Regions from separate parts of the Mus musculus genome. Here all the other regions are linked to region 5. Evidence: chromatin loops called from intact Hi-C (ENCODE). Cell type or tissue: left cerebral cortex. All regions are shown on one strand.

Region 1 (5,000 bases), 130 kb after region 5:
CCGTCTCATGAGCAAAGAGACTGAGTTTCAGGGAAGCCGAGGTCAGTCAGTTAAGTGGGCCTAGAAAGGGCAATGAGTGGTTCATTTTGCAGATGGGGAAGTAGAGGCAGGCAGCAAATGAAGGCAGGACCTGAGCTTCTACTCTAAGCTGTTTCTTCTAACCCACAGCACAGGATAACTTTCTCTGCTTACACACTGTATAAATGTAGTTTTAGAGCCACCTGCCTTTCACGGGGGACTCAGAGAGGCCTGGGGGGCAGCTCTGGGGAGCTGAGCCTGTATTAGTTGTCACAGTGCTTCATCTGGCAACCATGGCTTCAGAGTTTATTTGGCCCACAGTTGACAGTGTGGCCTGTCACAGCAGGGACAGCACGGCAGCAGGAGCTTGAGAACTCTGGTCACCTCGCACACACACGTTCAGGAAACAGAAACAAATACTGGCCCTCACCCCATTTTCTTTTTTCTTTAGTCTAGGACCCCAACCCCCAGGGTGGTACCTGCCGTCCATGTTCATGGATCTTCCTACCTCAGTGAACCCCATCAAAAACCCCCGTACTGACAACACCCAGTGGCTTGTCTCCTGGGTGATTTTAGATCCTGGTTAAGATGGCAATCAGTGTGAACTGTCACAGAGCTCAGGTTACAGGGAAGCCCAGGAAACAGCTCTGGCTGTCCTAGAGTTGCTTTATAGACAAGGTTGACCTTGAACTCACAGAGATAAGCCTGCTTCTGCCTCCCAAATGCTGGGATTAAAGGTGTGTGACACCACACCCAGCCTCCCTCATGCATTTTTTTAAAAAGAGATTTTTAAAGTTGTGTGTGTGTGTGTGTGTGTGTGTGTGTGTGTGTGTATGAGTGTGCTCACACACTGGCACGTATGTGCGTACATGCACATTTGTCTTTCTGTGGATATGTGCTTTTGAGCACAGATGTAGGAGAAGACCAAAGGCATCAGCTTCCTTGGGGCTGGAGGTCCAGACAGTCACAGCCCCCATGTGAGTGTTGGGAGCTGGCTTCTGGTCCTCGGCAAGGGCAACAGTGCCCTTAACCACTGAAAGATCAGTGTAGTCCTCCTGCACCTTTGTGCCAGGTCAAGTGGACAGCTGTGCCTCTGGCTTCCAGAAGTGGGAACAACAAGAGAAGACACTCTCCTGGGAGTTCCCTGGACCCACCCTCCTCCCCGAGGGGAGTGAGTAGTTCTTAGCATCACATGGGGAGCAACACCATCTCACAGTGCACTCTCCTTCCATGGTCTCTCTGCTGCTCCCGAGCCTGCCTAGCTCTGACTCACAGCTCTCTGAGTCCTTGATCCGGGCCTACCATTCCCATGGCCCCGGGGACTTCCAGGATTAGTGTCCCTGCCTGGGATCTGTGTTTTGTCTATCAAATATGCTGCCTTTATTTAGTGCTGATCCGTTTGCCCATTTTACTAATGAGGAGCTGTCCGTGGCCGAGATAATGTGTGTTTCCAAGCACTTTTGAGAAAGTGCCAGCTAAGGGCAGAGATCTGACACTTGAGTCGGAGGCTGTGACTCAACATGGGACCAGGTGAGATCTGCAGAAGCATGTTTGTAGTATTGGGAAGAGCTGGGTGGGACGCCCTTAACATTGCAGGCTCATCAGGGCTAGGAACCCATGCTGGAGGTGCCCAGAGAAACCACATGATACAAGTATGCCAGACACATATGTCTGCCTGCATGCATGGATACATGCACACACTTAATATTTGTGTTCCAGAAGACTGGACAGGCGAGGGAGATGAGAGTCACTGGTTGAACATCTTAACTGGTTCTGGGGTTGTGGCCTCCCAACCCAGGCCTTTGCTCTGAGAGTTGGGAGCTTATAACCCTCAGATAATTCTGGTTGAGTTTAAGGGTTGAACTCTTAGGTCCAAGGAAGGCCATGCCTGACATGTGTTACAAGCAGGTGATTTGCAGTGACCAAAGTAGTTGGGGGCTGCTGTTGCTTAAGCATCCACGCCAAACTCATGTTGAAATTTAGTCCCCACAGGGAGGCATTTAGAGGTGAGGCTGGAGGCACAGGAGAGGTAGTGGGCCTGGGTTTAGGGCCTTAGCACCCACGTAAAAAGCTGTGTGTGGCTGTATGTTCCTATAATCCCAGCATGGAGGGGAACAGAGACAGGAGGAGACCTGGAGCTTGCAGCCAGCCAGTCTAGCTAATCAGAGAACTCCAAGTTCAGTGAGAGACCTTGACTCAATACTATAAAGTATAGAGTGATTGGGGAAGACACTTGATATGAACTTCTGGTCTCCACATGCACATACGCTCACGTGCATGTATGTGCATGCACATGTGCATGTGTGAGTACACACACACACACACACACACACACACACACACACACACACACGAGGTAGAGCAGGCTGGGCTTTAAGAGGTTACTGGCCAGAGGGTGCATTCAGGGACTTCCATGCAGGGTAACTTCACACAGTCAGAGTAGCAGGGAGCGACAGGCTTCAGGCAGCCTCGAGCCTAGTACATTTTGCCTTCAACTCACTTGTAGGATTTATTTTTGCTAGCATATTTACTTAAATCTGGCTTCAGCTAGTGTTAAAATTAGCAAGCATTCCTTAAGAAGGTGCCCCAGCAGATGGGAGACACTTAGAAGCGAGCCTGGAACTGGAGGAAGTTTGCCTGAGAGGCAGCACCAGTCACAGATTATCCCTAATGGGTGTCCCCATGGAGTCTGAGAACCCAGAGTCTCTCTGGCAGGTTCCAAGGAAGGTGGCAGGGCTGATGTAATAGATAAAGATGAGGAAAGCTTCCAGGATCCAGTTCATTGATTCAGAAAGACGGTGGGGGCGGGGGCTGGCTGGGTGGTAGAGCTCTCGCTGCTCAGTTGAGAGATCTCTTTCTTATTCAGTGTGCAAGAAGGCCTGGGTTGGATCCTCAGCGCTAAGCAAACTGGGTGTGGGAACACGAGTCTTTAATCCCAGCACTGGAGATAGACGTAAGACAATCAGAGGTTCAGAGTATTGAGAAAAAGAAAAAAAGAAAAGAAGAAGAAGAAAAAAAAAACAGGCAAAAACTCACAAGAGCTGGTCTTGGCCAGCTCCTTGGTTTTATAGACAAATTGCAGCTCGGAGCAGAAGGTGACTTGTCCCAATCCCACAGCCAACAAACCACAGACCAAGAGCTGAGTGTACATTGCACGATTTCCAGTCCTTGGTCCCCTTCTGCCTCTGTGCTTATGAGAGCGGGCATCCCTTGGGACTCTTCCCGCTATGAGTGAGAGGCATCGGCTGAGAAGGCAGGGATAAACGGGCCTGGAGAGGGTGGGGTTGAGTGGACACGGGATTCTTTGGCCCTCTGCTTCCTAGCAGGCTTCTTCTAGCTGGTCTCAGTATATTTATCTGTAAAATGGAGAGCTTGGCTCTCGTGGGCTGGCCAAGGCAAGACATATCAGACCAGAGCATTCTTTCTTGGCCACTGAGACCTCAGAGATGGGGTAGAGCCAGGGTCAGGCAGTGGAAAGCCGTGGCTCCAAGACCGGGAGGCGCCTGGTCCAGGGTGGAGGTGGGGGCAGAGAGCGGCAGAGTTAGCGCAGTGCCTTCCACCCCAGCTATTTTTACCCCCAGAGCACTGGACTGCAAGAGGCCTGACTAAAAATACCAGCAGCCTGTCCTGAACATCCTTTCCCCAGAGAGGCGGGTGAAGGCTGGCAAGAAGAGGCTGTGGCACTCAGCTTTCTCCGTCCTTAGATTGGGATGCCTTGGGGGCATTCGGGAAATGGACCCTTCCCTCTGAAGAGCTTCAGAGTGGAGAGAGCCAAAGAAAAAGGTTGCTTTTGTCCAGCAATCCCCTTCAGCCCTGTTTGCGCACATCCACATTTTAAAAACCCAGTGTAATTAGTCTGCTGCAGTTTCGTATTTTGCTTCCACCACCGGTTATTTCATAAATATTTGATGTTACCGTGTAGCCTCGCATTTGCCATTTTAATGGCTGCGTAATATTCCATCTCAGACCCTTTCTGTTCCCTAATTGCTGGACCTTTGAGGGCTTCCAATTTGCCCTTCTTTTAAATAAGGCTTCCATGGACATCTTCGGGCATGTGGCTTTTTCCTTCTTATTAATTATTTCTGTAAGATAAGTGCTTGGGCTGGCGGGTTAGGCTGTGTCGGTGCTATTTGATGTGGCTTGCCAAATTGCTTCAGAAGTTCGCAAGGGAGGGTGTAATATAAAGATACAGCTCATGCCTGAGCCAAACAGGCTTCAGGGAAATCAGAGCAGGGCGCCAACAGGCGCTGCCTCCAGCCCCGGGCCTTCCTTTTCTCTTCTGCTTCCCCTCCTCCCCTCTCCTGGCTCTCTTATTTTTCCTTTTGAGACTTAGTTCTCATGCATCCCAGACTGGGTGGTACTCACTTTATACCTAAAGATGACCTTGAACCTCTGGTCCTCTTCCTCTGCCCTCAGCCTCAGCCTCAGCCTCAGCCTCTGCCTCTGCCTCTGCCTCTGCCTCTGCCTCTGCCTCTGCCTCTGCCTCTGCCTCTGCCTCTGCCTCTGCCTCTGCCTCTGCCTCTGCCTCTGCCTCTGCCTCTGCCTCTGCCTCTGCCTCTGCCTCTGCCTCTGCCTCTGCCTCTGCCTCTGCCTCTGCCTCTGCCTCTGCCTCTGCCCTCAGCCTCTGCCCTCAGCCTCTGCCTCTGCCCTCCTCTGCCTCCCACGGGCTGAAATCACAGGCTCGCACCTCTGCAGCACTGGGAATTGAGCTGAGTTACAGCCCAGACTCTTCCCACTCCCTTTTCGCCCACCCCCATCCTGTCTGCTCACCGTTTCTGAGGCCTTACTTTGTTCCAGGTCCTCGACCAGGTAATTTTTCCACCCACGCCATGAAACCAAAGTCATCATTATCCCTATTTTGCAGATGAAAAGAATGAGACACAAAAGACTAAATGAGATCAAAGGTACAGACAGTAACTGGTAGGTGCCGGCTGCCATTTCACACAGATTTTCCTGATGGATACCAGTGCTCCTAGGGAGGG
Region 2 (5,000 bases), 99 kb before region 5:
AAGCCACCTTGCTCCCACGGTATTTTAAGTTTAAAAATCTTTTTATTTTCTTTAATGGGTAAAGCTATATATATATATGTGTGTGTGTGTGTGTGTGTGTGTATATATATATATATGTGTGTGTGTGTATATGTGTGTGTGTGTGTGTATATATATATATATGTGTGTGTGTGTGTGTGTGTGTGTGTGTGTGTATATGTGTGTGTGTGTGTGTGTGTGTGTGTGTGTGTATATGTGTGTGTGTGTGTGTATATATATATATGTGTATATGTGTGTGTGTGTGTGTGTGTGTGTGTGTGTGTATATGTGTGTGTGTGTGTGTATAAGCTACCCGAGCAGTTGAGGCTAACAGTTGAGTCTAGCTCAGGTAGCTTCCCCCCAGGAGCACACTTGTCTGCTATTGCACTGTCCAGGAGCATAACGGAAAGTCAACTGTGGTGGTGCAGACTTGTGATCCCAGGACTCAGATGCCTGGACTTCAGTGCACAACCCTACCTCAAATATATCTGCATTTATATGTCTAAATCCATATATATCTGCATCCGTATATATTCATCATGAACTACAGTTACCATGTTTTACATTAGACCTTTTAGGTTTATTTCTCCTTCCTATCATCATTCTATTTCCTATGTCCTTTGATAACTCTCTATTTGCTGATATCCAACCCACTTTGGTACCAGCCCTCCTCCCCGTCATTATGTAGCAGGAGGGTCAGAAGTTTAATGTCATCCTTGGCTACATAGTAAATTCTAGGTCAGCTGAGCTATATGAAACATTATTATTATTATTATTATTAAATTTGAGACAGGGTTTCTTTGTATAGCCCTAGCTGTCCTGGAACTCACTCTGTAGACCAGGCTGGCCTCAAATTTGCAGAGATCCACCCGCCTCTGCTTTTCAAGTGCTGGGATTAAAGACACATGCCATCCACTCAGCCAAAATATGGATTTTATATGTACACATATATAATTTCCAGGTTCCTGACAAGCTTTGGTGGGAAGAGCTAAGGAGGCTTAAGGGAAGGCCCGTGATCAGAAGGCAGTGTTCACAGGTGGACAGAGAAGGGACAAGCAAACCTGCAGGTTCCTGTCTTAGGGCGACTCACAGGGCTAGGGACGATGGTTCTGAGCAGCTGGTTCCACCACACGGAGGCACCTGAGCCAAGTCACCTTGAGTGTGGGCTTACAGTGATGGGGAGGTGGCTTCTGGGACTCGTTGGCAACAGAAGGAGAATGACGAGGCCGGGATGGCTCTCCTTATCAGACACACTCTGGCTTCCTTCCAGACTCTTCTAGTGAGAGCTGAATGAGCCGCTGGGCGCCTCTCCTGCCTAGCAGATGCAGTGGTGATGACCTGTGCAGAGTCAGGACTAGAACCCTTGGATACCATGCCTGGCTAGAGGGGTGGAGTCTGTAGATCTTTAGCTCTTTCTACTTAGGGAGGAACATTGCTTTCTGAGTCTGAAGCAGTCATTCAAGATGGCTCAGGTCACCTCTAAGCAGGTGTGAAGTGGGCCTTGTCCTGGGGTCTCTGTTCCCTGTGCCCACAGAGATAAGCCCAGAGCTCACAGCTTCTCTCTGAGTGGAAGAGAACAGAATGGAGAGGGATATTGCCTGAGGCTAATATCTTGGCAGTGAGCTGCTGTGTGATGTCCTGGGATGGAAAGTTTTGTAGGGATGGATCCCTGGCAAGATCCTCCTCCTGATGAGTGCTAAGACTTCCTGGCTGCGGGCTTGCACCGGAAGACAGGTGGGGCAGTACGCAGGGCAGCCAGCTTCCTCACCTGGACTCTGCCATTCAATACTCCTTAACCTTTCCGCTCTGTCAGCAGAGCATGGAGCAGCTGCTGCGTGCCAAGTTCTTTTGGTGCCCTTGGAATGAGAAAGACAACGCTCTTAAGTCAGGAAGGTTTGAGCGCAACCAGGAGAAGCTGAAAAAACAGAAGTTATACTGGAAGATGTTGGAGGGTAGGATGGGGTGGGGGTGCGCACAGAGTAGGCAGCAGAGGCAGCAGGTGGCCGGGGTCCCAACAAAGAGTACTCAGTGCAGTGCCCAGTTTGGGCAGCAGAGGGCAGCAAGAGTCCTGCAGCCAAGAAATTGACCTTTAAAAGCTGCTGGTGGTTAGTGAGGACAGGGAGCCTGAAGAGAATGGGCAGTGTGGCATCAGCTTTATGGGGGTTCGTGCAGATGGCTCCTACGTCTTTTAGAAGCGATCAGAGGACCCTACCCCTACCCCATTGTTTACTTATATTGGAGGCTGCACCAGGGGTGTCCTTTTTCTCTGTCCCCACTCTGAGAGGATTGACTCTACCTTGTGGTAAAGAGAATGGTGGCTTTCAGGAACTTACAGCCATTTTTTTTTAAAGATTTATTTATTTATTATATAAGTACACTGTAGCTGTCTCCAGACACTCCAAAAGAGGGCGTCAGATCTTGTTACAGATGGTTGTGAGCCACCATGTGGTTGCTGGGATTTGAACTCCGGACCTTCGGAAGAGCAGTCGGGTGCTCTTACCCACTGAGCCATCTGACCAGCCCATTTTTTTTTTTTTTTAAATTTCATTTTACCTGTATGGGTATTTTGTTTGCATGTATATCTGTGTACTACACATATGCCTGGTGCCTATGGAGGCCACCATGGCGCTGGTGTTAGATGGTTATTAGCCATCACGTAGGTGCTGGGAATCAAATCTAGCTTTGAGCCATCTACCCAGGCCTTCCCGGCCATTGCTTAGTGTGATGACCTTTAGGGGTTGAGACGTAGGATACCTGCTGCTCCCTCGACAGTTTGACCTGAGCCTGGCCCTTACTCTCTCTGGCATTGGGAAACCCAGGAAGACCTCCTGCCAACTGCAGAGGCTCAGCTGCTGAGTTCCAGGCTGGATCTTCTCCCCAGTCTCAGTACAGGTCTCTGGAGAGGAAGCCAGGTCTGAGGAGGCCTGGGGCTGTGAACTGATCCACTGGATCATTCCTTCAAAGGGCTACTACCACAGTTGTCTGGGCCTGGTTTTTCCATATTTACAGTTGAGATGGAGGTGAAGGTGTCAGGTACACACTGTGTGTCTGCTCACACACACACACACACACACACACACACAGAGAGAGAGAGAGAGAGAGAGAGAGAGAGAGAGAGAGAGAGAGAGAATGGAACATGGTGTGTGTCCCAGATGATGAGCTGACTGAACCAGGGAGGTTGAGAGGACAAGAACACGATGCCGGGGCTGCGCGGGAAGGCAGAGAGCCCGGCCCCTGGCATGCTGCAACTCAGCACCCTTTGGCTTGCTTGGTCCCGCCCTCACTGGCATCTGTATTTGTATTTTTTTAACTTCCTCACAGTTTACCCATGTTGCTGGGCTTGGGCTACTCATTTCAGCCTCTGCTTCCCATCTCCTCGAAGTAAGAGGTGAGCAGACATGCTGGTCTGAGGGGCCCCATGCCACCATGCTGTTGGTTGAATCGATAGATATCTGGATACAGTGGGGTTAGGGATAGACCCTAGGCTGTTTTCTCCAGGCTAGCGCCTGAGTGAGGGACGCTGCAAGCCAGCCTCCCTGGGTGGGCAATCAGAGCTTGGTCTTGCTTATCTCACAGAGGCTGTGTAGCTGTGGGCTCCAAGGGCAATGAGGGATTAGGTCTCTGTAGAAAGCTGTCCAAATGATGTTCTGGGCCCCAGTAATGGGACTTAAGGCTAGAGAACTGTATATTTCTGGGTCTTTTTGTTGCCAAGGATAAAACACAGGGCCTGGGACACTGTTCTGTAACATTCTATCCTTGTCTCCCCTCAAGCAATGTTTCCTGGAGACTTGTGACCAAGAAAGCCACCAGGGTTCTCAGGTGCCCAAAGAACAGCTGTTGGCTAGGTGTCGTACCAACCGGGGCCTGTTTCACTTGATGTTTTGATTCCTTGGCGGTGGCACTGGGGCCTAGAGCAAGCGATAGGCCCATGGTGTGGCCTTCACCCCATTGTTCTGTGCATGGCTCAGTCAGGACCAGGGGCAGAGGACCTCCATGCTTCCAGAAAGCTCTGGTTTTGACCTGGGCAGGCAGCTAGCTACACGGGGATAGGCTTCTCTGATGCAGGGTGGCCTCTGGAGGGTGGAAACTGACTGAATCGTGAGGCTGCTGGGTGTGGAGTGACCAGGGTGGGCCATGGTTGGAGGTAGGCTGCGGGAAGCTTGAGTGGTGGGAGCCAGCACCGGGGCTGAGCTGGCAACTGATGAAGGCTCCAGATCAGCCCTCTGAGCATAACTGGTTGGTCCTGTACCAAAACCTTCAAAAGTTATTTGCCTTCCTGGCAGGGCCCAGAGCAGGGCTGTGGCTGGTTTGGGGGAGAGGCCTCTGTGCGCAGGGGAATAGAAGCCCAGATCTGCATCCAGAGGCGATTTTCCCAGGCTCCTTCCTCCCACACAGCGGCTCCCTCCCTTGGAGCTGGATCAGGCCCTTCCAGCCAAGTCATCCTGGCTGCACAGCCTAGCCTGGTCTGAGCTGCCTGGCGTCTTGAGTAGCATGGGGCAGACTCAGCAGCCGAGGTCTCCTCCTACCAGGCATGACTCCACCCATCAGCAGTTGGGCAGACCACTGAGGTGGAGGCCTGAAATGGCCCAACTTCAGCTTGAGCCCCTGGTTGTCTCATCGATCTTAGGGCAGAGGCCCAAGGTCAGTGATTTACCCTGAAGCAAGGAAAGGGAGCCACACCATCTGTGGGTCCCTGAAGTCACCTCTACACTTGCTCCCTTCCCTGTGTCATGAGCAAGTGACTGTGACCATCAGGAGCACAGCAACTTTCTCAGTGGCACCTCAGTGCCAGGCCTCAATTGTCCCTCCCATCCAGGGTCTTGGAGCATCCAGATGGAAAGGGGCAACGCACTGGTGGTGCTGCGCAGCCTGCTCTGGCCAGGCCTCACCTTCTACCACGCTCCTCGCACCAAGAACTATGGCTACATCTACGTAGGCACAGGAGAGAAGAACATGGACTTGCCCTTCATGCTGTAGGAAGG
Region 3 (5,000 bases), 300 kb after region 5:
AGCCACCTTCATCCCAATACGCTACTGATTAGCTGATTAGCATCCTTTCGAAGTCGCCCCTGCTACCACCTTCAAGGGGGCCAAAGGCAGCCCGTATTCATCCTTTTGCAAGCCCCTACACATGCCTTGCTAAGTGCCCACACTTAGGGAAGCCCCAGCAAACGCCGGGAAGCACACTGCCAACCTGGGCCACGTAGGGAAGGAACAATCTCTACAGTATTTACCTGTCAACCTCTGAGATCAAGGATTAGGGAAGTGGGGAGGGTGCCCCTGGAGTACTGTATGTTATAGCCTCTGAACCCTCCCAGAACAGACTGTATGTTCACCCTAACACGCCCTTGCCAGAAGTGTGGGCAGAGCCACGCCAGATCCTGGACACCCAGTGGGGTAGGAACTGTGCAGGTGACAAAGAAAGGGAAGTGACTAGAGAAGGCGTTCCCCTGGGAGGTCCTATCCAGAGGAAAGAGAGGTAAAAACCCTCAAGTGGTTTTTGCCTCTCCAGGCCCTTACAGGGCGTTTCATGGGGCCTGCCTTAGGTGCAGGCTCCTAGAGGAAACATGGTTATCTCTCATGGCTAAGGACCATCGGTTTCATTCTTCTTTCAGCTCCCCGCCCAGTTCCTGGTTTATTACAGGGCAGTGACCCCATTGGGCTAATCAATCGATGCATCGCAACACCCCTACTACAAGAAGAGCCTACTATGCGCCAGGAACAGTGCTATTGGGGTGGGGGCGTTTAAGGGGCCTGGGTAGAGGTTGCGCTGATTGGAAAAGGAGTGCGTATGCGGAGGGACCCTGGGAGAGAGGGACTGGTGGCTACCGCTGAGCATCACCAGCCCCGCAGCCGCGCGCGGACAAACCGCGCGCTCCGGAACTTGGCGCGCGCGCGCTCCGGGACGCGGCGCGACGCCGCGCACGCGCTCACTTCTCCGCTCCCCCGCCCGCGCGGCCCCGGGCTCCCGCGCGCGCGCACTCGAGGCCTCCCTTGTGCTGCTCCTCCATTCGCTACGTGCAGAATGGGCCGTCGGCAGCAGCTGCAGCGCGGGATGGGAGGGGGAGGAGGGGAGGGGGAGGCGGCGCTCGGCCTGGGGGAGGGGCCGCGCCGCGCCGCGCCGGCGGGGAAGGGGCTGGGAAGAGGGGCCGGGCCCCCCGAGTGGGCCGACCAGGGGGACAGTCCGGGTGGGCTCCGCTCTCGGCCCGTCTCCCCCTCCCCCTCCAACTCCTTTCTGCAAGGCCATTTTGGCCATCCTCCTGCTCCCTTCCCGGGATTCCTGGCAGGGAGCGGATGCAGAGGTTGGTTGGGGGTTTTTTGTTTGGTTTTATTTTAACCCCCTCTGTGTTGTTCCCCACGCAGACCCCAGACCCTTAGACGCAGGAAAGAATAGCCCCTGCTGTCCCCTCCCTCGCTTTCTGTCCCAACCACATTGTCGAGCTTTTGTGTGAATCGACCCAACTGTAACCCCTTCCCCACTCGGCCTACCATGAGGCAGAGTTTCTGAAAGGTGCTGAGGCCACACTCAATCCTCCCTCCTACCCACCTGGAGGGCAGAATGGACCCCAGGACATAAGGCCAGTATCAGCTCCCACCCCCACCCCTGCCCCAACCAGAGACAGAAAGATCTAGTGGAGCCTGCTGCTGCCCAGGATAACTGAGTCGGCCCGAATTTGGTGGTGTTACAACTACAGGTCATTGTAGCAGGTGTGTACCTGTTTATAAAGGGTTCCCCGGGAGCCTAATGAGAGACCACCAGGGGCTGAATCCTATAACCCATGAGCTGTCTTGCCAGGATCCCAGATGTAGCCCAGATGTCCACAGCAGTCCCTCCCACAGGGTGGGACACCAGCTAGTCTATGCAGCCCCTCCCAACCCTTCTTCCAAGGTCAGGGAAGGAAAGCCGGCCATCTCCAGTGCGCCTTCCCCATTTAAGATGTTGGGAGAGGCATCTCTGTCCCTCAAGCTCTTTTTCCTGCCCAAAGCCACCTGGGTTCATCCTGTTGTCTAACTTCGAACCCTCTGACAGGTTAAGTCTAAATCATCAAAAAGAAAGGCAAACTTCCTGGGGGGCAGCTGGGGGGGTGGGGAGGACAGGCCAGGGAGACCGGACTTACTAGCCCTACACAAGGAAGGATTCTCTACCCACCTCCCTGGTGGCCTCAGTCCTTGGGCAGCGCCCTCTGCTGGCCAGAAAGAAATGCAGGAAAGAACAGAGTCCTACAGATCTTTGGGAAGGTCTGAGAAGGGGGACAAGGGACAGAGAAACAAGTAAAAACGTTAAGCTGCCCTGTCACTGACCTGAGCATACATAAAGAAGCAACCCTAGATGTGAGGAAGTTGTGACCCGCTTTATATGGACCTAGGGGTTAAGCAAGCTGGCAAACAGACTTTTAACACCCCAGAAGTGGCACTTCCTGCCCTGAATAGCTCAGTTGCCCTCTGCCCCTGAAACTCTTATTCCTGCCAGAAAGCCTTTCCTGCCACCTCCTACCAGGGCAACGTGCTAGAAGGTGCAGCTATAGCCAGAACCCTAGAACCTAAGAGCTGAGAGAGAGAGGGCACCTCAAGCCAGAAACATACACACAGAGATCCAAGCCCAGATCCCTGCTACAGCAGAACTCAAGATAGAATTAGGCCCTGGCCCTGAGTCACATCTTGGCATGAGCTTGCCTGACCAAGACAGGCCAGCTTGTCCAGAGGTGAGACTTAGGTCACAACCCATCGCCCTACCTCTGATGCCAGGTATCCTTCCCCTCACGTCCCACACGTGGGGTCAGGGTGGGGCCTGGGATGGACTGGGCTGGGCTAGTGCTGAGACCAGTGAAGGGTGGAGCACTTGGAAGGCAGAGGAGGGACATCCTGGGTGAGGGAGGCTACGAGTGTCCCCAAGGACTGGTGGCTTCTGGATTATCCTCTGGTGGTTGCTTCTCTAGCCCTGGGCATCTGCACAGGACCTTCACCCGGCTGACTTACCTCCAAAGACGGCAGCTCCTGACCTTCCCGGGCCCATTAGGGCCTGAAGCAGGGCCACACTTCCATGCTGCAGCCAGAGGGCCAGGCTTGTCTGCAGCCCTCCCCGTCAAGCACATGACCCAGTGGGCTTCCTTTGTGGCCCCCTGCATTACTTAACTGATTCACTGATCCCCCTAAGTGGCCAGGTCCCTTTCAGACCCAGGCAGCCTAGGGAGACTCCTAGGGGCAGTGTTGAAGCCCAGGAGGTACAGAGATCTACCGGCTTTAATTGGAAGTAATTAGTTAATCTACTCTGAAAGCAGTGGGGGAGGGGAGGAAGCTTTGGGGAAAGAAGACTCTACACTGTCAATCTGGTGAGTCTTGGGGGACCATAACTCTCCCCTGCACACGCACTCACTTAGAAGGCCTTTCTTTTCAACCCCAAGGCAAACCCAGGCCCGGAACAGACAGGGGGCAGCTTTGTATACAACAAAGCAGGTGCCCTGGGTTTGGTGGGAATCACCTTTGAGAGCAAGCCAGGAGAAAACCAAAGAAGGGAGCTAGAGAGATGCAGGAACTCTAGGGTGAGAACTGGTTCCTCTCTGTCACCTCTGTTTGCACCCTGCCCAAGGTCACGCACGTACAGCCCTACAAGTTAGGAGCCAGTGCGCTCCCAGCCCAAAGGCTAGCTTCGCTATTTCGGCAGCGAGAAGCCATTCCCATAACGGGGAAAGGGGCGCCGGAGGACAGAGCCCTAACCAGGCCCCAGGGGGTGTGTCCTCGGCCACAACGCGACGCGGGCAGGCAGCGTGGCGGGGACTCTGGCCGACAGCCTCCCGCGCGGTCCGGAGCAGCTGACCCGCTGGCGATCGGCCAAGTTGCGGCGGGCCGGGAGGCAGCAACGTGCGGCGCGGCATGTCGCGGGCCCGGAGACAGGGAGCTGTGGGGGCGGACCGGCGCGCCGCCTCCCCCCTCCGGGCCCCGGCCCATTCATAAAACCCAAAGGCATTGCCCAGGCCTGGCAGGCTTGGACTCCTAATTGCAAACTCATTAAGGAGTTTGCATCTCATTTACATGGAAATCATTTCCTGGGCCCTCAACAGAGAACTGTCCTCTCTATCCATCAGGCATACTGTGCCCAGTTCGACCCATCTACAGAGTGGGACAGAAGGGGGCCTGTCTTTCGGCCAGTGCCCCCCTCCCCAGTCTACCCACTGGGAGTCCCGGAAAGGGGGGCGGTTGGCAGAGCACCCACCAGCAAGGAACCCTGCCTGCGCCCCAGGTGAGCTGGCTCTAACCCCAGTGGGTCCAAGTGAGGGAGGTGCCCGCCAAGTCATTTGCCCCCCGGCCTGGCCGTGCCCAGGGAAGGGAGGAGGCGGTAGGCATTGGTCCGAAGCAGCTGGTTGTACCTGGCAAGAGTAGACCTGGTGGGTGAGGCAGTTCGTGCCCAGCCTCACGTACCTCCCTGCTACAGGCCGTGCCCCCACCCCCACACCCCTTACCCCACAGAACAAGCGCTCAGTGACTCCAGACACAGACACCCAGTCACAGCGCACAAAGGCACCCACAACTGGGCCAGCCGTCATAGCCACCATCCTGGCAGCCACTCTCGATGGCACACAGATCCTTCACAAGCCATTTGTCCAGGGTTGGGGGAGAGAGTCCTGTCTCGCGGAAGTGAGCCCAAAGAGGGTGTGCTCCCTTATGAACAGCACATGTGACCTCCCACCCCCTCTTTCCTACAGGTCCTTTTGGAAGTCCTCAAGTGCTGGCTCTGCAGAAGGACTTGCCCTGGCCAGACAGTGGGAATTCAGTGACCTGGTCATACTCAGGAGGAAATTGAAACCTGTGAGGATAGCTTGCTCTCCCAGACTGTATTAGAGCTGGTTTCTGTCCTGGTCCTTCATGTATGTAGTTAAGAGAGGGCTTCCAGCGTGTTCCATGTGAGGAGCTGGGGTATCCAACTGTTTAATGTTTAAAATGAAATAGAACCGTCTAAAGCCCATGAAATCTGATTTCATCTAGGACATAGTGTCCCTGTTCTGTGTCACCTG
Region 4 (5,000 bases), 87 kb before region 5:
GACCCACAGGTTGAGAACTGCTGAACTACAAGAACGGTTTGCTGTTTCTGCTGGATCCTGTCTTCCTTCCTCAACAAGCCACAATAAAATATCTGAACCCTAGGCTTCTCCTGCCTCTGGGAAAAGAGACAGATGCATGTGGTTAAAAGTTCCAAATGGGGGCCGGAGAGACATCTCAGCAGTTGTGAGTATGTCCTGCTCTTGTACAGGACAGGGCCTTGGTTTCCCAGCATCCAGTTCCAGAGGAATCTGATGCTCTCTTTTGGCCTCTAAAAACATGCATATGTACACGTACAGACAGCTAGTTACACACATATGAAAAACATGCATATGTACACATACAGACAGCTAGATACACACATATGAAAAACATGCATATGTACACATACAGACAGCTAGTTACACACATATGAAGAACATGCATATGTACACATACAGACAGCTAGTTATACACATATGAAAAACATGCATATGTACACATACAGACAGCTAGTTACACACATATGAAGAACATGCATATGTACACATACAGCTAGTTACACACATATGAAGAACATGCATATGTACACATACAGACAGCTAGTTACACACATATGAAGAACATGCATATGTACACATACAGACAGCTAGTTACACACATATGAAAAACATGCATATGTACACATACAGACAGCTAGTTACACACATATGAAGAACATGCATATGTACACATACAGACAGCTAGATACACACATATGAAGAACATGCATATGTACACATACAGACAGCTAGTTACACACATATGAAGAACATGCATATGTATACATACAGACAGCTAGTTACACACATATGAAGAACATGCATATGTACACATACAGACAGCTAGTTACACACATATGAAGAACATGCATATGTACACATACAGACAGCTAGTTACACACATATGAAGAACATGCATATGTACACATACAGACAGCTAGTTACACACATATGAAGAACATGCATATGTACACATACAGACAGCTAGTTACACACATATGAAGAACATGCATATGTACACATACAGACAGCTAGTTACACACATATGAAGAACATGCATATGTACACATACAGACAGCTAGTTACACACATATGAAGAACATGCATATGTACACATACAGACAGCTAGATACACACATATGAAGAACATGCATATGTACACATACAGACAGCTAGTTACACACATATGAAGAACATGCATATGTACACATACAGACAGCTAGATACACACAATATGAAGAACATGCATATGTATACATACAGACAGCTAGTTACACACATATGAAGAACATGCATATGTACACATACAGACAGCTAGTTACACACATATGAAAAACATGCATATGTACACGTACAGACAGCTAGTTACACACATATGAAAAAAGTTCCAAATGGCATAGAGATAGATGTACTATTCAAATAAAACGTCCGCCATTCTGTGCATTATCTGCAGAGAGCACTGTTTCCAGCTTCATGGAAAAGAACAAAGTCTACGCTAGAGGCCCTATGTGTGCCCCACACTCCTTCTGGCCATGTCTGGGGACATTTGTGACTGCACAATTGAAGAAGGGGTATTATGGACATCTAGCAAGGATACACAGGGAAGCCCTCACAACAAAGAACACCAGCCAACTCTGCAGCTGAGAAACCCCGAGAACAGCAAGATCAGCAGGCGTCTGTGTGCACTGCCACGTCCTTCTTCCTCTGCAAACACAGAAAACTGCAGCAGACAAACACAATACATGCCCTCCTCTAAAAACAACCAGGTGCTCACTAGATAGCCTTGGCTGGCTTGGAACTCAGAATGTAGAGTAGGCTGGCCTCATACTTGGAGTAAGTTCTGGGACTGTAATTCTCTTCACTTGTATCATTTTGGAGAACACCTTTTAAATACTCTGCAGAGGCCACATGTGACATGACCTTCCCAACATGGATATAACCTGTGACCTAGCCTTGGAATGGCTACGTGCCCTAAAGCAATGATCTGGGAGTCAGCTTCAGCTGCAGGGGACCTTAGCAGGCCTCTCTGATGCTGAGCCTGAGAGCATAGTGGGATGGATCTGAGAGGCACTGGGACAAAAGTAATCTTGTACTGGGGCTGGGACTGGCCAAGAGACAGAGGCTAGAAGTTCTGCTCAGTTATTTCAGGCACCAATACCCACCCCCGCTTCTACTACGGCAACTCTAAACACGTCAGAGAGAAGCTGTGGGCCAGGGAAAATCTGAAGGTGCATGGGAGGCCTTGGGAGGGGCCCTGAGGGCCGCAGGAGAGAGCTAACATTCACTGGTTCACTGTTGCTCACCTCGTGCTGTGCTAAGAATGGCTCGCATATACCAGTCGATTTAACTCCCACAACTACGTGCAGCAGGCATCGGATCTTATTTTGGAGGACACACACCCACAGTCAGCCACAGTAGCACCTGACCAAGGCATGCATGGGTTTACCCCAGAGCCACAGTGTCTCCATATGCCTTCTATTAACAGCAGATCCGTGCCTCACATGAAAAAACCTCTTTACACTTACAAGCCAATGTGAACAGCACCGATAGCTGGGGAGTAAGCCTTCAATTCTGAATGCCTAACAGAGAGATGCTGTTATGGGAGATGAACTAGTTAGTTCTCAAGAGTCTGAAGATGGCAGCTGAGAGAGCCAAACATGGTCTGCCAGGGTCTTCAAGGGAAAGCAGAAACAGCCAACAGACGAACAGGCATCCTAATGAGCTAAAGAAAGGCTGGACCCAGGAAGCATTTGAAATAGTAGGGGATGCAGTGGGTAGGTGGAGATGCGGTAGGTAGGGGGAGATGTGGGTAGTGGGAGATGCGGTGGGTAGGGGGAGATGTGGTGGTTAGGAGAGGATGCGGTGGGTAGGGGGACGCTCTCTTTAGCATTGAGCACTCTGTACCCAGAAAAGCAGAAGCAATATGCTACTTCAAAAGTCTGATATCAGCTGGTGTGATGGCATACGCTTTTACTCCCAGCATTCAGGAGGCAGACACAGGCCGATCTCTGTGAGTTTGAGGACAGCCTGGTCTACACAGACCGAGAGACCCTATCTTAAAAAACAAAAACAAAACAGGCTGATGTCACTCTTTTCTCCAGCATTGAGTTTATCGGGTAAATGCTTGTTTTAGCTTTTTTTGTCATTTGAAACAGGGTCTCACGGAGGCAAGGCTTGCCTGGATTTCACTATAAAGCAGAGGATGGCCTTGAACTCTGTACTTTCTAAGTACAGGGATTACTGATATGCACAATCATGCCCAGATTGCTCTAGGTTTTTTTTTTTTTCTCTAGGTTTTAATCAGAGAATAGAAAAGTGCCTTAAGGACATGAAGTCCCCTAAACATTAAGAACTGGGCGATGCTAGCCAGCGGAAGGGCCAGGGAGGTATTCTGGGAGAAGAATGACTGGCTTTCCCCGGGGATAAGGCTGTCTTAGGGTAGACTATATTTGGCTGCCTGCCAGAGAGGTTAAGCCCCTGGCCCACATGGAAGTTCTCCAGCCTTCTGGGAGCTCTGTGAGGTGGCTGAGAATTTCTTGGAGGGATAGAAGGCCATGTGAAAACAAGGTTGTCTTTTAAGGATTATAGGATAATCTAGGCCCCATGACTGACTCCCAAGGGAGGTGAGATGGGCTCAGTGAGGGAAAGGGGGGTATGGGAGGAAGAATCGTTCCAGCTTTCTTACCAAGAGACAAGCCAGGGTGCCAGCTAGTAAGATTGGGGGCCAGGGCCTGCCACCTCTTAACGCATCACTTAAGGGTACGAAGTCATCCCAGACAGAAGGCAAGGATCAGAAGGGCAGGCCCCTGGCCCTGGGCCAACTAACTCTGGCTCCGTGGGCCTGCAATGCCGCCTTAATTTCCCCTTTGGGAAACTGATTTATCACCTGCCAGAGAACATATTAGTAAAGGCCTCTGAGACTTTGTCATACAAAGGTCACTTTAATCAAGTGACAGATACCTCAGCAGCACAGGCCCAGTGACTGTTCCTGATTAAAACACTACGGCACACAGCCCAAGAAATAGTAGACTTCAAGGATTTATGGTCTCAGAGGGAGCAGATCCTGGAGCCAGGAGTCCACGTTGGGCCCCTGTCCATCCATCCCTCAGAGGAGCAGCCAGGCGGCTCCGAACGTTAAGGAGGTCGTGAGTGGCCAATGCAGCGATACTTACTACAGTCGTCTTCCCTTCTTGGATCTTCACCACTACAGAGATAAAGGGGAAAAATTAGGTCAGCCATTTAATAAGGAACAGGGAGTTTCAAATAACAGCTCAAATTCTACACAGGCAGAGGAGAGGAGCCTTCAGTCTGCACTCTCCCACGGTTCCTGCCTGGGACAGAAAGCAAGCAGGGTTGACCCCTAAGTGCCAGGGCTCTATGCCCTTGAGGCTGACTGCAGGCCAGCCTGAGATGCTCAGGCTGCAGCACCTCTGTAGGAGTGAGGGGCTCCAGGCTGCAGCACCTCTGTGGGAGTGAGGGGCTCCAGGCTGCAGCACCTCTGTGGGAGTGAGGGGCTCCAGGCTGTTTTTTTTGTTTTGTTTTGTTTTGTTTTGTTTTTTGCCTTTGGAAGCTGAGACTCATCTTGATTTTGACCAGAAGAGTTGGCAAACTGAATAGCTGTGGCAGGAAAATCGCTGTATGTTTGAGGGCAGCCTGGGCTACAAAAGTAAACCAGAAAGCTTTTGGAGCAGCAGGCCTGAAAGTCAGAAGTGCCCTTTCACATGTCCCCTGCAGAGTGAACCAGCCCAAAGTGGTTTCTATAATCTAAAACACAGCACTGTGTCTCAATGGTGGTTTATCAGTGAGACAAATCCACTCCCCAAAACATATCCTGAGAATCCTGTGCCAAGGCTGCATGAAACTGGCCACAAGGGAAATACTCTCTGCTCCATCCCTCTTCTCTCTGCCTGCAGGGCTAGATTCTGTTACCATACCAGAGAACGGGGATAGAACAGGTAGCAAGCAGAAGCCTGCAGACAGTA
Region 5 (5,000 bases):
GCCCCATGATGCCAGGAAAAGATTCATCCTGGTTGGTCTGACTTGCGTTAGCCAGCATGAGATCGACAGGGGGAACCCCCATTTCTTTGGGGGTACACTGTTTAAATAGGTTGAGAGACACAGGGATCTGTTTAGAATATTTCATGTCTGCCAGGCCCACTACACTCCCATGTCTCCTGTCCTGCAGTGACCTGGGGGAGAGACGCTGAATAGAATCTATTCTGGGAAATGAGCCCCCAGGAAGAGCAGGAATAGTGGGATACTTGTCACTTCCCCTCTTCTTTCTAGATTCCCTGAGGTTTCATTAAGTGACACTTACTAGGTCCATATCAGTGTACGGATGACACCATTGTGGAATGTGTTGGAGGCAATGTGCAGCTTGTATGGAATCCAGAAGTGACCCTTCCTCTGACCCAGCTTCAGATTGTGTCTCTAAAATGCATGACGGAGGTAGTTGGCCCATCCCTACCCTGATCCGGGTTACTCCAAACCCTTCAGGCCAAGTTTCAGTCTTTGCATGGCTTTAGTGCTTTGGAGAGGGAAATGTGCAGCGTCACTGCTCTGGCTCCCTGTACAGGCTCATCTGGGAACACCTTATACATATATATACACATATACTACATGTATATATACATATACTATACATATACATATCATGGCTATCTCAGGATAGGAGGAGGAGTCTAAAGCCGTGAAGTCGAGAAGAGCTGATTCCCCTCAAAGTCTCTTCATTTTGCTCCAAACCTCAGAATCCTTTACTGAGTCCCTCTTCTGTAGGCCCGTGGCCTTTCCCAAGACCACAGAACTGTGGTTCTCAGCCTTCCTAATGCTGAGACCCTTTAGTACAGTTCCTCATGTTGTGGTGACCCCCCCAGCCCCCCCCCACAGGCAACATAAAAATATTTTTGTTGCTACTTCATAACTGTAATTTTGTTACTATTATGGATCATAATGTAACTCTCTGACATGCAGGCCATCTGATATGCGACCCCTGTGAAAGGGTTGTTGGACAGTCCCTCCAAAGGGTTGAGGGTTGAGAATCACAGCTGGAGGAGGTGGAGATGAGAAGGGCAGCGCTTTGGGAGCCTTCAGTGTCTACAGCCTCTGTTATGCCACGATGAGAGACAGGGGCCCCCTGACAGGGAGCTACATTTGGTGTTCTTGCGGTTAGAGACAGACACGTGAGACATTTGGTGGCTTTCCTTTCTGACTCCTCTTAGTTGCTTAGAGCAGGGATCAGGATCAGGTGAGGAAACCCACAGGAGGGCTCTGGACCAGCAAACATTTACTAACTACTACTTTCCCTGCTACAAGAGAGCCATCCAGGAGGGGACTCGGGACTAGTAATGATGGGCAGGAAGGGATAGCGTGAGGAGCCAGCTCCCTTCCTCATAAGATCCTCATACTACTGCTCCATTGGAATTGGGGTGCCCAAGAGGTGCCAGCACCCACCCAGCTTCAGTACTGTGTGCAGAGGGATGGAGATAGTGGATTACACTGGGGGGGGGGGCAATAGGAAGATTGTTGAGTTCTCTTTCTCAGAAGTCCAGCAGATCTGGGTGAGGGCTGGGACTGGTTGGTCCCTCTCTTCCCACAGGTATCGGAGCCCCCTCTTGTTCCCAGGGGAGCCTAGGAGCAGCTGGGCCAAAGCCCAACCAGGAATTTTTCCAGGCTGGTTCCTATATCCAAGGGTGGGTTAGAGGTGGGGGTTTTGGAGAGCTCTTAAGGAAGACACTGAGGACATGGAGAAGGGGACTTAGTAGAAAGAGAGGGGACAGAGCCACACGGGCTAAGTGTGCAAGCATAGAGAAATAGCCAAGGGTTTTAGGGAGAATGGGAGGACAGAGTACACCCCTGAATTCTGTTTAGAAGATGAACCGTAAGCCTAGGCTAGAACTGAGGGAGCCTCTACTCCCACCCTTCCGAGGGTTGGCGGCAGCGCTGGGCAGCTGGCCTACCTACCTTTCTGAATGCTAGGGTAGGTTTGAATCACCATGCCGGCCTGGCCCGCTTCTGCCCCCATTGGCACCCTGGCTTCAGTTCCCTGGCAACATCTCTGTGTGTGTGTGTGTGTGTGTGTGAGAGAGAGAGATCAGGAGGAACAAGGGCCTCTGTCTGCCCAGCTGTCTCTCCTTCAGGGCTCTGCCAGACTACACAGTGCATACGTGGGTTTCCACAGGTCGTCTCACTCCCCGCCACTGACTAACTCCAGAACTCCACTTCCCGTTCTCAGTGCCACAAATTTGGTGCCAAATTCTCTCCAGAGAAGCCTCTCTGGAAACTTCCCAGAGGATCCCATTCACCCCAGGGCCCTAGCTCCTGATGACTGCAGATCAGACAAGGGCTCAGATAAGCATACTCCCCCCCCCCCGTAACCCCCTCCCCACATATAAACCTAGAGTTATGCTTCCGAGGTCAAACACGCAACTTTTTGGGTGTGTGTGTATGTCAGAAACACGCAATTATTTGGGAGCTCAAAGTCTGCCGCACTCAAGAATCAACTCTCACCCCCTTTCCAAGACCCGTGCCATTTGAGCAAGAGTTGGGGTGTGCATAATGTAGTCACTAGGGGGCGCTCGGCCATCACGGGGAGATCGTGAACTTGGGCGAGCCGAGTCTGCGTGAGGGAGGACGCGTGTGTCAATGTGAGTGCGTGCATGCATGTGTGTGTGTGTGTAGTGTGTTTGTGAGGTGGGGGAGAAAGCCAGGGGTCACTCTAGTTGTCCCTATCCTCATACGTCCCTGCCAGCTCTCCGCCTTCCAACCCCTACTTTCTCCTATATTCCTGGGAAAGGGAATTGTTCTTAGACCCTGTCCGCATATAACCTCACTCTCCTGTCTCCCCTGATTCCCAATACTCTGGGATTCCCAGTGTGTTCCTGAGCCCAGTTTGAAGGGGTGCACAGATAATTTTGAGGCCGTGGACCCTGGTAAGGGGTTTAGCTTTCCATTTCGCGGTAGTGGCCTAGGGGCTCCCCGAAAGGCGGTGCCTGGCTCCACCAGACCGCTCCCCGGGGCGGGTCTGGGCGGGGCTTGGGGGTGGAGCTAGATTTCCTCTTTTTCTTCCACCGCTGTTACCGGTGAGAAGCGCAGAGGCTTGGGGCAGCCGAGCTGCAGCGAGGCCGCGGCACTGGGGGCGAGCTGAGCGGCGGCAGCGGAGCTCTGTCGCGAGACGCAGCGACAAGGCAGACTATTCAGCGGACTCACCAGCCCGGGAGTCTGTGCTCTGGGATTTGATATTCAAACCTCTTAATTTTTTTTTCTTAAACTGTATTGTTTTACGCTTTAATTTATTTTTGCTTCCTATTCCCCTCTTAAATCGTGCCAACGGTTTGAGGAGGTTGGTTCTTCACTCCCTCAAATCACTTCGGATTGTGGAAATCAGCAGACGAAAGAGGTATCAAGAGCTCCAGAGAGAAGTCAAGGAAGAGAGAGAGAGACCGGTCAGAGAGAGCGCGCTGGCGAGCGAACAGAGAGAGGGACAGGGGCAAAGTGACTGACCTGCTTTTGGGGGTGACCGCCAGAGCGCGGCGTGAGCCCTCCCCCTTGGGATCTTGCATCGGACCAGTCGCGCTGACGGACAGACAGACAGACACCGCCCCCAGCCCCAGCGCCCACCTCCTCGCCGGCGGGCTGCCGACGGTGGACGCGGCGGCGAGCCGCGAGGAACCGAAGCCCGCGCCCGGAGGCGGGGTGGAGGGGGTCGGGGCTCGCGGGATTGCACGGAAACTTTTCGTCCAACTTCTGGGCTCTTCTCGCTCCGTAGTAGCCGTGGTCTGCGCCGCAGGAGACAAACCGATCGGAGCTGGGAGAAGTGCTAGCTCGGGCCTGGAGAAGCCGGGGCCCGAGAAGAGAGGGGAGGAAGAGAAGGAAGAGGAGAGGGGGCCGCAGTGGGCGCTCGGCTCTCAGGAGCCGAGCTCATGGACGGGTGAGGCGGCCGTGTGCGCAGACAGTGCTCCAGCCGCGCGCGCGCCCCAGGCCCCGGCCCGGGCCTCGGTTCCAGAAGGGAGAGGAGCCCGCCAAGGCGCGCAAGAGAGCGGGCTGCCTCGCAGTCCGAGCCGGAGAGGGAGCGCGAGCCGCGCCGGCCCCGGACGGGCCTCCGAAACCATGAACTTTCTGCTCTCTTGGGTGCACTGGACCCTGGCTTTACTGCTGTACCTCCACCATGCCAAGGTAAGCGGTCGTGCCCGTCTGCTGTCGCCGGGCCGTGGCGAGCGCCTCTCCCGCTTGGGGACGTGCGTGCGTGCGAGCGCGCGCGTGGGGGGCTTCGTGCCCCACGCGGGTCCTTGGGCACCGGGCGCGAGGCGTCCCCCTCTGTCGTCGTACGTGGAGGGGGAGGGGGTGCGCGCTAGGTGGGAGGGCGCCAGGATCGTCTCGCCGCCCACGCGGGCCCTGCCCACCCACCAGAGTCACCGCACGTACGATCTGGGCCGAGCAGCGGAGGGCGGGAGCCAGAGGAGGAGGCTGAGGGGGCTGGGCTTGTGCCGAGGCTGGCGGCAGAAGTTTGCTCCGGGTCGCGGGTCCCCGGAGAACTGGAAGTCCGGGCAAAGGGGGCGGGAGTCCGGAGCCCAGCGGGCATGCCTGGGGGTGCTCGGACCTTGGACCCGGGGAGGGCAGAGATCGTGGAGGGGGCAGGGCGCGGGCGACCGAGGGGGCTTTGCTGTCACTGCCGTTTGGGTCTCTGAGGCCCTTGCAGTGAGTTTGGGGAAAGTTTTAGGATGGATTGCTGCGGGGACCCTCTCCCACCGCTCTAGCTTGTTGGGCCACCTGCACCGCGCCACCCCCTCCCGTCCCCGCTCGCGTCCCGCGCGGTGCCCGCCCTCCCCCGCCTGGCCGGGCGCGCGCGGCGCAGAGCCGATTACATCAGCCCGGGCCTGGCCGGCCTCGTGTTCCCGGAGCCGCGGCTGCCGGAGCCCGGAGACCCGGGCGACGAGCGGCGCCCCTCCCCCCACCGGCCCTCCGCGAGGAAGGTGACCTCTGGAGGTATCCCCAGCTCCGGG

Evidence for each region. Peaks named below come from ENCODE experiments on the same cell type or tissue, not always from the same donor. Only the 100,000 strongest peaks of a DNase experiment are listed, where the experiment ranks them.
Region 1: a loop joins it to region 5, with 2.0 times the contacts of the local background. A loop is called at or near these places in 3 of 42 quality-filtered maps.
Region 2: it touches region 5 in a loop (5-fold over the local background); 20 of 42 quality-filtered maps call a loop at or near these places.
Region 3: it touches region 5 in a loop (10-fold over the local background); 39 of 42 quality-filtered maps call a loop at or near these places.
Region 4: it touches region 5 in a loop (2.2-fold over the local background); 7 of 42 quality-filtered maps call a loop at or near these places.

The regions. Positions count from the first base shown.
Region 1 is chr17:45,902,073-45,907,072 of GRCm38, reverse strand. No RefSeq gene overlaps it. Among named protein-coding and RNA genes, the nearest start is that of Gm41584, 19 kb to the right of the region's middle. In left cerebral cortex, no CTCF peak of the experiment used is centred here; a DNase peak (open chromatin) is centred at 2,609.
Region 2 is chr17:46,129,333-46,134,332 of GRCm38, reverse strand. Rsph9 (radial spoke head 9 homolog (Chlamydomonas)) reads left to right here. Exons shown (of 5, transcript NM_029338.4): 5 at 4,835-5,000. The coding sequence ends at 4,995. Among named protein-coding and RNA genes, the nearest start is that of Rsph9, 12 kb to the left of the region's middle. In left cerebral cortex, a CTCF peak has its summit at 2,068 (motif pointing right); DNase peaks (open chromatin) are centred at 2,064 and 4,408.
Region 3 is chr17:45,732,814-45,737,813 of GRCm38, reverse strand. 1600014C23Rik (RIKEN cDNA 1600014C23 gene) reads left to right here and starts at 3,970. Exons shown (of 2, transcript NM_028164.1): 1 at 3,970-4,228; 2 at 4,692-4,950. The coding sequence starts at 4,021. The coding sequence ends at 4,789. It overlaps F630040K05Rik (RIKEN cDNA F630040K05 gene), which reads right to left and starts at 3,308. Exons shown (of 5, transcript NR_152153.1): 1 at 2,968-3,308. In left cerebral cortex, a CTCF peak has its summit at 2,179 (motif pointing left); DNase peaks (open chromatin) are centred at 1,324, 2,168, 3,913, 4,513 and 2 more places; H3K4me3 peaks cover 2,076 bases; H3K27ac peaks cover 3,317 bases.
Region 4 is chr17:46,117,162-46,122,161 of GRCm38, reverse strand. It overlaps Mrps18a (mitochondrial ribosomal protein S18A), which reads right to left. Exons shown (of 6, transcript NM_026768.3): 2 at 4,191-4,222. It also overlaps a transcript of Rsph9 not described here. Among named protein-coding and RNA genes, the nearest start is that of Mrps18a, 8.7 kb to the right of the region's middle. In left cerebral cortex, no CTCF peak of the experiment used is centred here; a DNase peak (open chromatin) is centred at 2,344; H3K27ac peaks cover 1,054 bases.
Region 5 is chr17:46,030,464-46,035,463 of GRCm38, reverse strand. It overlaps Vegfa (vascular endothelial growth factor A), which reads left to right and starts at 3,087. Exons shown (of 7, transcript NM_009505.4): 1 at 3,087-4,173. The coding sequence starts at 3,574. In left cerebral cortex, a CTCF peak has its summit at 2,567 (motif pointing right); DNase peaks (open chromatin) are centred at 3,027, 3,469, 4,323, 4,831 and 2 more places; H3K4me3 peaks cover 2,415 bases; H3K27ac peaks cover 2,313 bases.